Regions from separate parts of the Homo sapiens genome. Here region 2 is linked to region 1. A link is a loop called in an ENCODE intact Hi-C map of the cell type or tissue named here. Cell type or tissue: CD4-positive, alpha-beta T cell. All regions are shown on one strand. Each heading gives the region's core, and the rest is flanking DNA. Links, peaks and the distances in the headings are about the cores only. Region 1 holds the start of ERI3 (ERI1 exoribonuclease family member 3). Region 2 holds the start of DPH2 (diphthamide biosynthesis 2).

Region 1 (5,370 bases), core at 311-5,310:
CTCCTAGAAACACTAAACATTTACCGAGAAAGATAGCTATGAAGTGGTGCCTCTGGGTAGTTTCAGAATCCTAGTCTAGTCAAGGAGGAAGACACTGGTAAGGCTGACAATATTCAGAACTAAGGAACTAAGGCTGGGCCAGGACTGGGGTAGGGGTTGGTTGCCACAAATCCACAAGCCATACTGAAAATGGCCACATAGACTAGGAAACACTTTCAGGATAGTTCCAAGCCTGCTTCAAGCTCTAAGAAAGTCAAGGTAACTAAATCCCAAGTCAAAACATCAATAGATACCTATCATCCTTTTCAACTAATTCATATCCTCCAAAGGACCAGAAGTTGCAGAGATGCCCCTGTTAGTGATGTCTTTTGCATAAAGAAACACCTAGGGTTGGAACTAATATATTCCTGTCTACCATTCCACACATTTAAGACTTTCTTCTACTCAGATCCCCTGGGAAAAGGCCACTCACCAATTTACCCCACCACAAAGAAAACACTTTTTAAAATGAAAGGGAATAAAAGCACTTTTATTTGGAAATTTCAAGTTGGAAGAAAAGCTCTTAGCCAAGCTCTATGACCTAGCTAGCTGATTATTTACAGGATCTTTGGGCAGGAATTGTTAATGAGCTTTTAATTTGGAGTGCTTAAGTTGCCAAAGTGCTCTGAGCTCCAGTGAAGCACCACAGAATCTATAAAGGAAACCTTATCAATCACTTCCCGGCAGCTCCCTTCCCCCAACCCCCACCTCCTGAGGAAAAGGCAGCCAAGTGGGTTTCTAACCAGGATCACAGACACACATTAGTGGAGTCACACTCCAAGTCCCTGTTTATAAATTGGCTTTTAAATGGTAGGAGATTCAGGTATAATAAACTAAGCTCCAAGCAAGAACCCACTAAAACAAGGCATGCTGTATATGATAAAGTCAGAATAAAGCAGAATTTGATGAAGCCAATTTCTGGAAGAAACTCTACAATCAAAACTCATTTAGCCACTCACAACCTACTATAGTTTGAATAGCGTACACTCTTTTAGCCAATAGGATTCATGTTTTGCTGCCCTTCCGCTGGGAGACTGATTAAATGTCTGACAAGAGTAAATGCCATTGAAGTGGCCAGAGACCTCTCGCAGACACAACGATGGGCACTATTTGTTGCAAAATCCAGCTCTAAGGACAAAATCCAAACCCCCATTGAGGGGCCCCACATCCAGCATCTTCCAAGTCAACAAGGAGCAGTTATATTTTGCAAGAACTCGCAGTCAAGCCTCAATCCAAGTTCATGCTTTTTTTAAGAAAACACCTGTTGCTGGACCATTTGCAAGACAGGCAAACAGAAAGCTAGCCAGGTTAGGCCCTTATTCACTCCTTCCACCATCACTACTACCACCGCTTCAGATTTACAAAGAGGTAAACTGCTAACCTGGTGTGTGGGCATGTGTTGGCGAGAGGGTCAAGGGAATGTTCTACCCACAATCTCCATGCTCCATTTCTAGCCTCTCTAGTCAAACCTTTTTCTTCTCTAGTAATCCCAGTAAGTCAACCCCCTTAATAAACTCACCCATCCTGTCTTGCAAAGCTCTGCCCCGCTCCCCCTCCGCCAGAACATTACTCAGTAGATTAAGTAAGCATCCAGGGTAAGCACATGGGCCAGCACCCCAGGTTGCATAAATTCTGCGCACCGCGACCCTCACCCCGCATGCATTAACCAGGGCCCAATCTTGGCGGGGCCATTCAGCATCACCCACCCCGGGGTGTTGCCCCCAACTCGGGCCCATCCAAGTCCAGGGGAGAGTAAGGGGAGGGGCGGGGGGCCAGGAGACCAGCCCTCCTTCCCAGGGCCGCCCCCGCCCCCCGTCAGCAGCGGGAGAGGCTGTCGCCATGGCAACGCCCCCTCCTCGGGGCCAGCGCGGCAGGCTCCCTCCAGGTGCAGGCCCCGACGTCTCCCTCGGCCTCAGCAAGCGCTCAGGGCAGTTGGCGGCGGCGGGCGCGGCCCGCGCCGACTGCGGCGCCGGCCAGGCAGAGGCAGGGCCAGCTCCGCCCGCTCCCCACCGCCCGTTCCCGGCCGCCTGAACAGCGGCAGCCAGCACCACGAGTCCACAACACACCGACTCACCTCCGCGCACTCTGACCCCGACCGACGCGGCGGACGGGCGGGCGCTGTGGCCAACCGCTGAGCCCGCTGCCGACCCCTTTGACCAATGGGCTGCAGTCAGGCGGGGCTTCTTCTCCCCAAACGCTCGCTCTCCCGCCGACATGCGCGCTAAGGTATGTCAAGATGGTGACTCCCGGCCGCCGGCCTTATGGGACTTGTAGTTTTGACGTTGCACAAACTCAGAAGAGAAGACGGGGACGGGGACATCACTTCTGATCTGTGAAAGGAATTTTTTTAAAATGAAACTTTCTATGGCCTACAGCGATCTAACCAGGATCACAGACACACATTAGTGGAGCCCCCCATCTCCGTTTTCCCGCCCTCCAATATACCCGTAAGGTGAATGTGGGCTCACAACGTGACAGAATTCTATTTACATGACTCCTCATGATTCGTTCATTCAACAAGTAATTATTGTCATCTACTTTCGGATGTGGGCCTGGGGGAGACCTGAGACAAGGAGGGATTAAGCTAAGAGGAAAATGCTTAGATTTGTGAAGGGCCGTCCTAAGGAAGAGGGAACTGGCTTGTTCAGGTCCACTCAGAGGAAACTTCTGTTTAAAAGGTTTCTGGCCTCAGCTGTGAGGAGCTTCCCCAGTCAGTCTCTCCAGTAAGCTGGAGAGACCTGTGTTTCTTCATCCTGGTTATGCCTTTCTGGGTAGTCATGGGTCCCAGGTTATGAGCTGGGAATGATGGCTTTGACAGCTTCCCAATCGGTCAGGACCCCATCCTCTGGGCCCAGCTTCAGTTACCAAGCCCCTCTGTGTGCTGTCTGCATACTTACACTTAGGATGATGTCATTTCTGGGCCCTACCACCTCTGAGAGCGGACCTTACCATAACGGTTTCCACCTGAGCTGAGAGTGCCTGGTAATCCCCATATCAGGGAATGCCTTCCTTAATCCCACCCACGTCATAGGTTAGGTGATTCTGCTGTGGACCTATAGCATTTATCATATTGTCTTATAATTGTCTGTTTCCTTGTTGTCGCTCCCACAGGGTTTTAAGTCCTTTAGGAAAAGCATTTTTTCCATATTGTTCATGTTGTATCAGTAATACACCGCATAGGGCAGGTATAAAGAAGGCCCGCAATAAATGTCTGCGAACAAATGAGGGAATATCCAGCAGCAGGGACAGACTTATCCCGAGGTCAGTAAAGTGGAGGCACTATCCCCCAACTCTTGGAGCTGGAACAGATTCTCCTATTATTACCTACACATTAACCCCAGTTGGTCAGTCAGTCCATCTGTATTTATAGTGCCTCTCTTAAGTGTCAGGCACTGTTTCTGTTGCTGAGGATTCATTGATGAATAACGACACACCTCTATTCTCAAGGAGCTTTTAAATTGGAGAGGGAAGCTGGGTGTCGTGGCTCACGTCTGTAATTCTAACACTTTGGGAGTCTGAGGCAGGAGGATCCTTTGAGACCAGGAGTTCAAGACCAGCTTGGGCAACATAATGAGATTCTCATCTCTACAAACAAGTTAAAAATTAGGCAGGCATGGTGGCACGTGCTTGTAGTCCCAGGTACTCAGGAGGCTGAGGTGGGAGGATCACTGGAGCCTGGGAGGACAAAGCTGCAGTGAGCCATAATAAATAAATTGGGGAGGGGCTGTAGGAGGAAGAATAGATAATAAAACAAGTAAATATAAAAATAAGACAAGAGGCAGTGAGATAGCTTTGTTATATACTGAGTTATGGCCTGAGAGTAGGGCACAGCCAATCTTCTTGGCTGTAAGAATGAAGTAAATCTATAGTATCTGGATTCAAGGCTTTATGTAATGCCCAGCCCCAACATCCTCTGTGGAGCCTTCCATGGTCCCCTTGACTTCCCCAGAATGTGTTCTTTCCTCCTTGGTGCACTAGGGCTCAACTGTACAGCTTCCAGGACTTCACCACACTGTAAGTTCTTTTTGTACAAAGACCAGGCAAATTGATTCAAATAATAGAACAGTTTAACAGCTCAGTATACACTTGGTATCTTACACTGCCGCCTAACACAGCACTTGGCTTTCTCAAGCCATGGCTCTGTTGTGTGCTATCTGGTTCCCTAGAAAACAGAGCCTGGGCCGGGCACAGTGGCTCATGCCTGTAATCCCAACACTTTGGCAGGCCAAGGTGGAAGGATTGCTTGAGCCCGGGGGTTCATGACCAGACTGGTCAACATAGCAAGATTCCATCTCTATAAAAGAAAAAAAAGGAAACGGAGCCTGAGGCAAAACTTATGTGCTCAAATTTAATTGGGGAGTTCAATCCCAAGGCATCAAGAGTGAGGGGAGCCGGGTATGGTGACGCATGTAGTAGTCGCAGCTACTCAGGAGGCAGAAGACTGAGGCAGGAGGATCGCTTGAAGTCAGGAGTTCAAGGCTAGCCTGGGCAACATGGCAAGACTCCGTGACTTAAATAAACAAATAAATAAAAGAGTGGGGGAAGGGGGGAAGTGAAGCAGGGAAGGAGGGAAAGAACGTACAAGATAGTGTCTTACTGAGAAGTTGGCCAGTGCCTCAAAGAAAATACAACTAGTTGCTCTGTCGTACAAGGTGTGTAGAACCATCCTGTGTGACAGGGAGAAGGAAGGGTTATGTTACCCCACCACTGCCGTAGCCACAGGGGGTGCCAGATTCCACACCTGGAAGCACAGTCATTCATTTGAGACTAGAAATGGTGAGAGGAATCAAAGCCTCTGGTTGGGTCAGATTAGGTCCACTGCAGTCCCGCCACAGTGGGCACATTGGAGGCTGTGTCAAAACCTAGCCATCATCCCAAGGGAAACAAAGACAACCAGAGGTGTTAGTAAATGAGGTGGGAGTGGCAGTTGAGCTGTGCAATAAATAAGTGGCCAATGGCCAGAGTCGGGGATGCAGATGAGGCAAGGGCAAGTGAATTTGGGGAGGCAGATGAACTGAGTTCAATACACAGACACACAGACACCCTAGCTGCTGGATTGAGCGACTGAGCTAAAGTGAACACTGAGAGCAAGAACAAAAGAGAGGACCAAGTTAAGCCTTTTTTTTTTTTTTTCTTTTTGAGATGGAGTTTCACTCTTGTTGCCCAGGCTGGAGTGCAATGGCGCAATTTCAACTCACCGCAACCTCCGCCTCCTGGGTTCAAGCAATTCTCCTGCTTCAGCCTCCCGAGTAGCTGGGATTACAGGCATGCACCACCAGGCCTGGCTAATTTTTGTATTTTTAGTAGAGACAGGGTTTCTCCATGTTGGTC
Region 2 (5,364 bases), core at 365-5,364, 390 kb before region 1:
ATGCTGAACCCTGACCCACTGCCACCCCAGTGCCCTCCCCTGCCCAGGACTTCAGACAGTAGGGCTGGGGTGTACAGGTCTTGTCCTCAGGGAGAGCTGGGAAGGAGCTGGGCTGATGGGCCTCTCCATCCTCTGCAGACAGAGCTGCTGCCTCGGTGTGGGGAAGTAGAGTCTGTGGGAAAGGTGGTACAGGAAGACGGTCGTATGCTGCTCATAGCAGTGCTGGAGGTGAGACGGAGCAAAGGGGGGTTTGATGGGGGTGAGGGCCCCTCACTGCTGAGGCAGCTGGCCTTCTGGGAGGCTTGAGCCTTTGGTCCCCTAAGCTCTCAGATTCTGTTTCTTCTTCAATTAAATGCCTGAAAGTTGTTAGGATTGCTGTGGGGATCAGCTGGCTCTCAAAAAGCAGCGCTCACTGTGATGTGCAGTTTGGCTTAGGAACTGTCCAGAGGGCAGTTAGGCATTCTTGCTGCAGAAGCGGCGGAAGGGGCAACACCCTGGTGTGCTGAGAACCCCTCTCCCTCAGGCCATTGGGGGCCAGGCCTCCCGCAGCCTCATGGACTGCTTTGCCGATATCCTGTTCGCCCTGAACAAGCACTGCTTCAGCCTCCTGAGCATGTGGATCAAGGAGGCCCTGCAGCCACCTGGTTTCCCCTCTGCCCGCCTCAGCCCTGAACAGAAGGATACCTTCAGCCAGCAGATCCTTCGGTGAGCAGAGCTGGGGTGGGCCTGGGGTCAGGCAGAGAGGGGGCAGTGGTGGTGGCTGGTGCTAACCTGCTCTCCCTTTTCTCCTTCAGCGAGCGAGTGAACAAGAGGCGGGTGAAGGAGATGGTGAAGGAGTTCACACTGCTGTGCCGGGGTCTCCATGGCACAGATTACACAGCTGACTACTGAGGGGTGCCCCCATCCCATCCACCCCTTCTCTTCATCCTTCCCTATTCCCAAAGAGTAAACCTGGACCCTCACTGCTGTCTCTGCCTCCTTTCTGCTGTCACCACCACCTAACTGAAAGCCTGGGTCCAGAAGGCCTGGGGGAAGGATGGGAGGATGCTTGGACCCAGGCCTTGGGAGGGAATGGTGGGAACATCCTCTAGCTCCCAGGTTGGAAGAGATACTACTGTAGCCAAGCCACCTAGGCTGGAGCCCTTCAGAATACTGTCATTGTCCTTGGGGCGGGGTGGTTGCAGTAGTGTCATCAACCCCCCCATCCCCATTAAATTAATCCCAACATGCATGTATGCATACATTTATTTAATCAACACCGCCGAATATTAGGCCCCTAGCTCTGTCCTGCGTCGTTCTGCCCTGAACAAAGGTTGATCTAGTCCATAGCTACCATGGAGAATGGTAGGAAGTGAGGGAAGGCTGCATGGAGAAAGTTTTTGACAGGAATAGTAGGCTTTCTAGGTAGAGGACTTGAGACTTTGGGCTGCAAGTGGGGTAGGGCTGGGTCCGTTTAGGAAGGAAGAAATGGAGTGGAGTTTTGACTTCCGGGAGGGGTTTCTGGTGTGGAGTTATACAACATCGAACTTGCATATGGTTGAGGAGGGCTATAGAAAGGGGCTGAGTGTGTGTGTATTGGGGGGTGGGTGGGTGGCAGGGAGGTGAAGGAGAGAAGATATCTCAGCCGCAGAGGAGAAAAGAGGAAAGTAGGACCTAAGGTTGTCCATATGTCCGCTGCTCCCCGCTTACACAGGACCTCCAGCACAGGATGGTCAGGGATCAATCAGCACCAGGGACAGCTCCTGACCTATTCTTGCTTTTCTCCCTTAGCAGTGTTGCCTCCCTTTCTGTCTCCTCAGCTATAGTTTCACCTAGGCTGCCTCTCAGGTACCCCAGGCTTCTCCTCAGTAAGATCTGAAGAGCAGAATGAGTTCTCCCCACTTTTACCCTTGAGCTTTCAATCTCCTTGTGGGTGATGGGGAACTCGTTACTCCCACATTCATCCCACTCCTTCCCTGTTCAATAGATCCGGGTTTGATGCTGGTTGTGCCACAGAATTAGTGTCTTATTACACAAGTAGTCTCTTTGAACCTCAGTTTCCGTATCTGACAGAGGTATGTAAGGAGGGCATTTCAAGTGATGTTGCATGTGGGGGTGTTTGCATATAAGTAAACATGGGGAGTAGAGGGGATGTGAGGGGCTGGAGGGTAGAGGTCTATGTGGTATGCACTGGGGGTATTGCTGGGAAGCAGCAGTGTTTGAGGATGGCTGGAGCTGTGCAGAGCATCTCCTGTGACTTGAGGATGTGCCAGTCATGTCCTTGGTACCACTCGGGATAATTCTTACTCCAAAGACTGTAAACACTAAAAATGAAGTGCCTAATGTACAGTAAGTGCTCAGTATTTGGCTGATTAAATAGCAAATGCTTTCACTGCATGCGATATCCAAAGAACTACTTTGTAAAGTTTTGTATATAAATTAATTAGACCCTCACAACAATCTTATTAAGAGGTACTATTGTCACAACTCCCCATTCTTCAGATAAGGAAATGGGCATAGGGACATTCCTAAGATACTCAGTAGCAAGTGACCAAGCACAATATTCAAACCCGAGCCGGTCGGCACCAAGTTTAAAATTATGCAGTGTAGCCGGGCACGGTGGCTCACGTCTGTACTCTCAGCATTTTGGGAGGCCGAGATGAGTGGATTGCTTGAGTTCAGGAGTTTGTGACCAGTCTGAGCAACATGGCAAAAACCTGTCTCTACAAAAAATACAAAAATTAGCTGGATGTGGTGGTGCGCCTGTAGCCCCAACTACTCAAGAGGCAGAGGTGGGAGGATGGCTTCAGTCCAGGAGGTGAAGGTTGTGGAGATCGCGCCACTGCACTCCAGTCCAAGCAACATAGCGAGACCTTGTCAAAAAAAAAAAAAAATGAATGAATGAAAGAATTATGCAGTGATACTGCCCAGAGGATAGAGTGCACGTGAAATGCTTAACAGTGAAGTCGGTGTTCCTGATGGCCGCGGGTCGGCTGAACCGGACTCCCAGCGCCCGAGAGGAGGCCAGGGGAACTACAATGCCCACAAGGCTCCGCGCCTTCCTCGATGTACTTCCGGCTGGCCTGGGACTCAGGCTGAACATTGGTTCTCTGTGCGGGGCGGTGGCGGGGATTGGAGGGCGGGAGCTGTGCTGACTTAGGATTGGCAAAATCGCTATCAGCCACGCCTCTAAAACCCGGAAGTAACCTCCCCGGTAGTCCCACGTGTAGCGGAGAAACAGTAGTTAGGATGGCTGAAGGGGATACTCACCGGCTGAAGGCCGACTGTGATTCCCCCTACCCCCACAAGGCGATTTTGACCCCCTGAGGGCTGCTCTAGAGGACTCAGGCCCCGAAGCTGTCCCAGGGAGGTCCCCGCTGCATCCCACCACCCAAGCTGTGCCTCATGGAGTCGATGTTTAGCAGCCCTGCCGAGGCGGCGCTGCAGCGAGAGACCGGGGTGCCAGGACTGCTTACTCCTCTTCCGGACCTGGACGGAGTGTACGAGCTGGAGCGAGTCGCTGGATTTGTCCGCGACCTGGGGTGTGAACGAGTGAGGACAGACTTAGGGAAGGGTGGCTCGCCTCTGTCGGGATGGGTCGCCCAGAGGATCCGGATCTTGGGGGATTTTGTGAGGGCGAGAGGGTGGGGGAATCAGTCTGTCCGCAGCGCGTTGACCATCCCTCCCTTCCACCTACTACGTGGGGCAGAGTGCCCCTCTGGGACCAGGGGCTTTGAAGGTTGAGTGGGAGCTCCTGGAAGATTGCTTTAAAGAAGCCCTCAGTGGGAGAGAGGCTGTCCCTGACTCCATGGTTTATGCTTATAGGTTGCCTTGCAGTTCCCTGACCAGCTATTGGGAGATGCTGTGGCTGTGGCTGCACGACTGGAGGAGACGACAGGGTCAAAGATGTTCATTCTGGGTGACACAGCCTACGGCAGGTGTGAACTTGGCCTTAGGTGGGCCAGGCCTGGGGATCCGGGGCTCATGGGGTTTTACGTCTATGACAGTGATTGCCTTCAATGGTGGTGTTTCTCCTTGATGATAATGGTAATGACTCCCCTTCTGATGCTAGCTCCTTTCATTGACAATGTCTTCCTTTAATGAAACCATTTTATTCACTGACCACATTTCCCAGTGATGACAGCAACTCGCCTCCAGAAGAGAACCCATTTCTCTGATGCTATCTTCCCTGCAGCTGCTGCGTGGATGTGCTGGGTGCTGAGCAAGCTGGAGCTCAGGCTCTCATACATTTTGGCCCTGCCTGCTTAAGCCCTCCAGCCCGCCCACTGCCCGTTGCCTTCGTGCTTCGTCAACGTTCTGTGGCCTTGGAGCTCTGTGTCAAGGCCTTTGAGGCCCAGAACCCAGACCCCAAAGCGCCTGTGGTGCTGCTGAGTGAGCCGGCCTGTGCCCATGCCCTGGGTAAGGGGTTTTGCCTGTGTATGCACAAAGGGTGAGCCAACTGCTTTATGCCTTAATTTCCCCATTTCCATATACCATCCATAGAACTCTTGATATGGGCTTGGCCCCAGCCTACTGGGTCATATTTAGTCTCCTGGGGATGAGGGAGCTCCTGCTTTGCCAGGCTCCAACCTCAACACTACCTCCTTCTCTTCCAGAGGCTTTGGCTACTCTCCTGCGCCCACGGTACCTGGACCTGCTAGTCTCCAGCCCAGCTTTTCCCCAACCAGTGGGTTCCCTGAGTCCAGAGCCTATGCCCCTAGAGCGTTTTGGGCGCCGCTTCCCCCTTGCCCCAGGGAGGCGTCTAGAAGAGTATGGTGCCTTCTATGTAGGGGGCTCTAAGGCCAGCCCTGACCCAGACCTTGACCCAGACCTGAGTCGGCTGCTCTTGGGGTGGGCACCAGGTCAACCCTTCTCCTCCTGCTGTCCAGATACAGGGAAGACTCAGGATGAGGGTGCCCGGGCTGGACGGCTAAGGGCACGAAGACGATATCTGGTAGAGAGGGCCAGAGATGCCCGCGTGGTAGGGCTGCTGGCAGGCACACTGGGTGTAGCCCAACACCGTGAGGCACTGGCCCACTTGCGGAACCTGACTCAGGCTGCTGGCAAGCGTAGCTATGTGTTGGCCCTGGGGCGGCCCACCCCTGCCAAGCTTGCCAACTTCCCTGAGGTGGATGTCTTTGTGCTATTAGCCTGTCCTCTGGGTGCTCTAGCCCCCCAGCTTTCTGGTAGCTTCTTCCAGCCTATACTGGCACCATGTGAGCTGGAAGCTGCCTGCAACCCTGCCTGGCCACCTCCAGGCCTGGCTCCCCACCTCACACATTATGCGGACTTATTGCCTGGTGAGTAGTGGGGGCATTGCCTAAGCTGGAAACCTGGGGCACGGAGTCAGGGGGTGAGTATGGATTTTCTTTCCTCCTCCCTTTC

Evidence for each region. Peaks named below come from ENCODE experiments on the same cell type or tissue, not always from the same donor. Only the 100,000 strongest peaks of a DNase experiment are listed, where the experiment ranks them.
Region 2: it touches region 1 in a loop (3-fold over the local background); 3 of 110 quality-filtered maps call a loop at or near these places.

What each region holds. Positions count from the first base shown.
Region 1 is chr1:44,353,147-44,358,516 of GRCh38, forward strand. It overlaps ERI3 (ERI1 exoribonuclease family member 3), which reads right to left and starts at 2,111. Exons shown (of 9, transcript NM_024066.3): 1 at 1,746-2,111. The coding sequence starts at 1,880. RefSeq lists a silencer at 1,846-2,075 and enhancers at 1,945-2,445, 2,346-2,395. In CD4-positive, alpha-beta T cell, for the core only: no CTCF peak of the experiment used is centred there; a DNase peak (open chromatin) is centred at 2,215; H3K4me3 peaks cover 1,279 bases.
Region 2 is chr1:43,966,792-43,972,155 of GRCh38, forward strand. It overlaps IPO13 (importin 13), which reads left to right. Exons shown (of 20, transcript NM_014652.4): 18 at 139-228; 19 at 524-705; 20 at 795-1,231. The coding sequence ends at 891. DPH2 (diphthamide biosynthesis 2) reads left to right here and starts at 3,219. Exons shown (of 6, transcript NM_001384.5): 1 at 3,219-3,531; 2 at 3,805-3,917; 3 at 4,175-4,398; 4 at 4,596-5,279. The coding sequence starts at 3,385. RefSeq lists enhancers at 3,250-3,529, 4,015-4,561, 4,562-5,106, 4,892-5,364. In CD4-positive, alpha-beta T cell, for the core only: no CTCF peak of the experiment used is centred there; DNase peaks (open chromatin) are centred at 1,740 and 3,110; H3K4me3 peaks cover 1,597 bases; H3K27ac peaks cover 621 bases.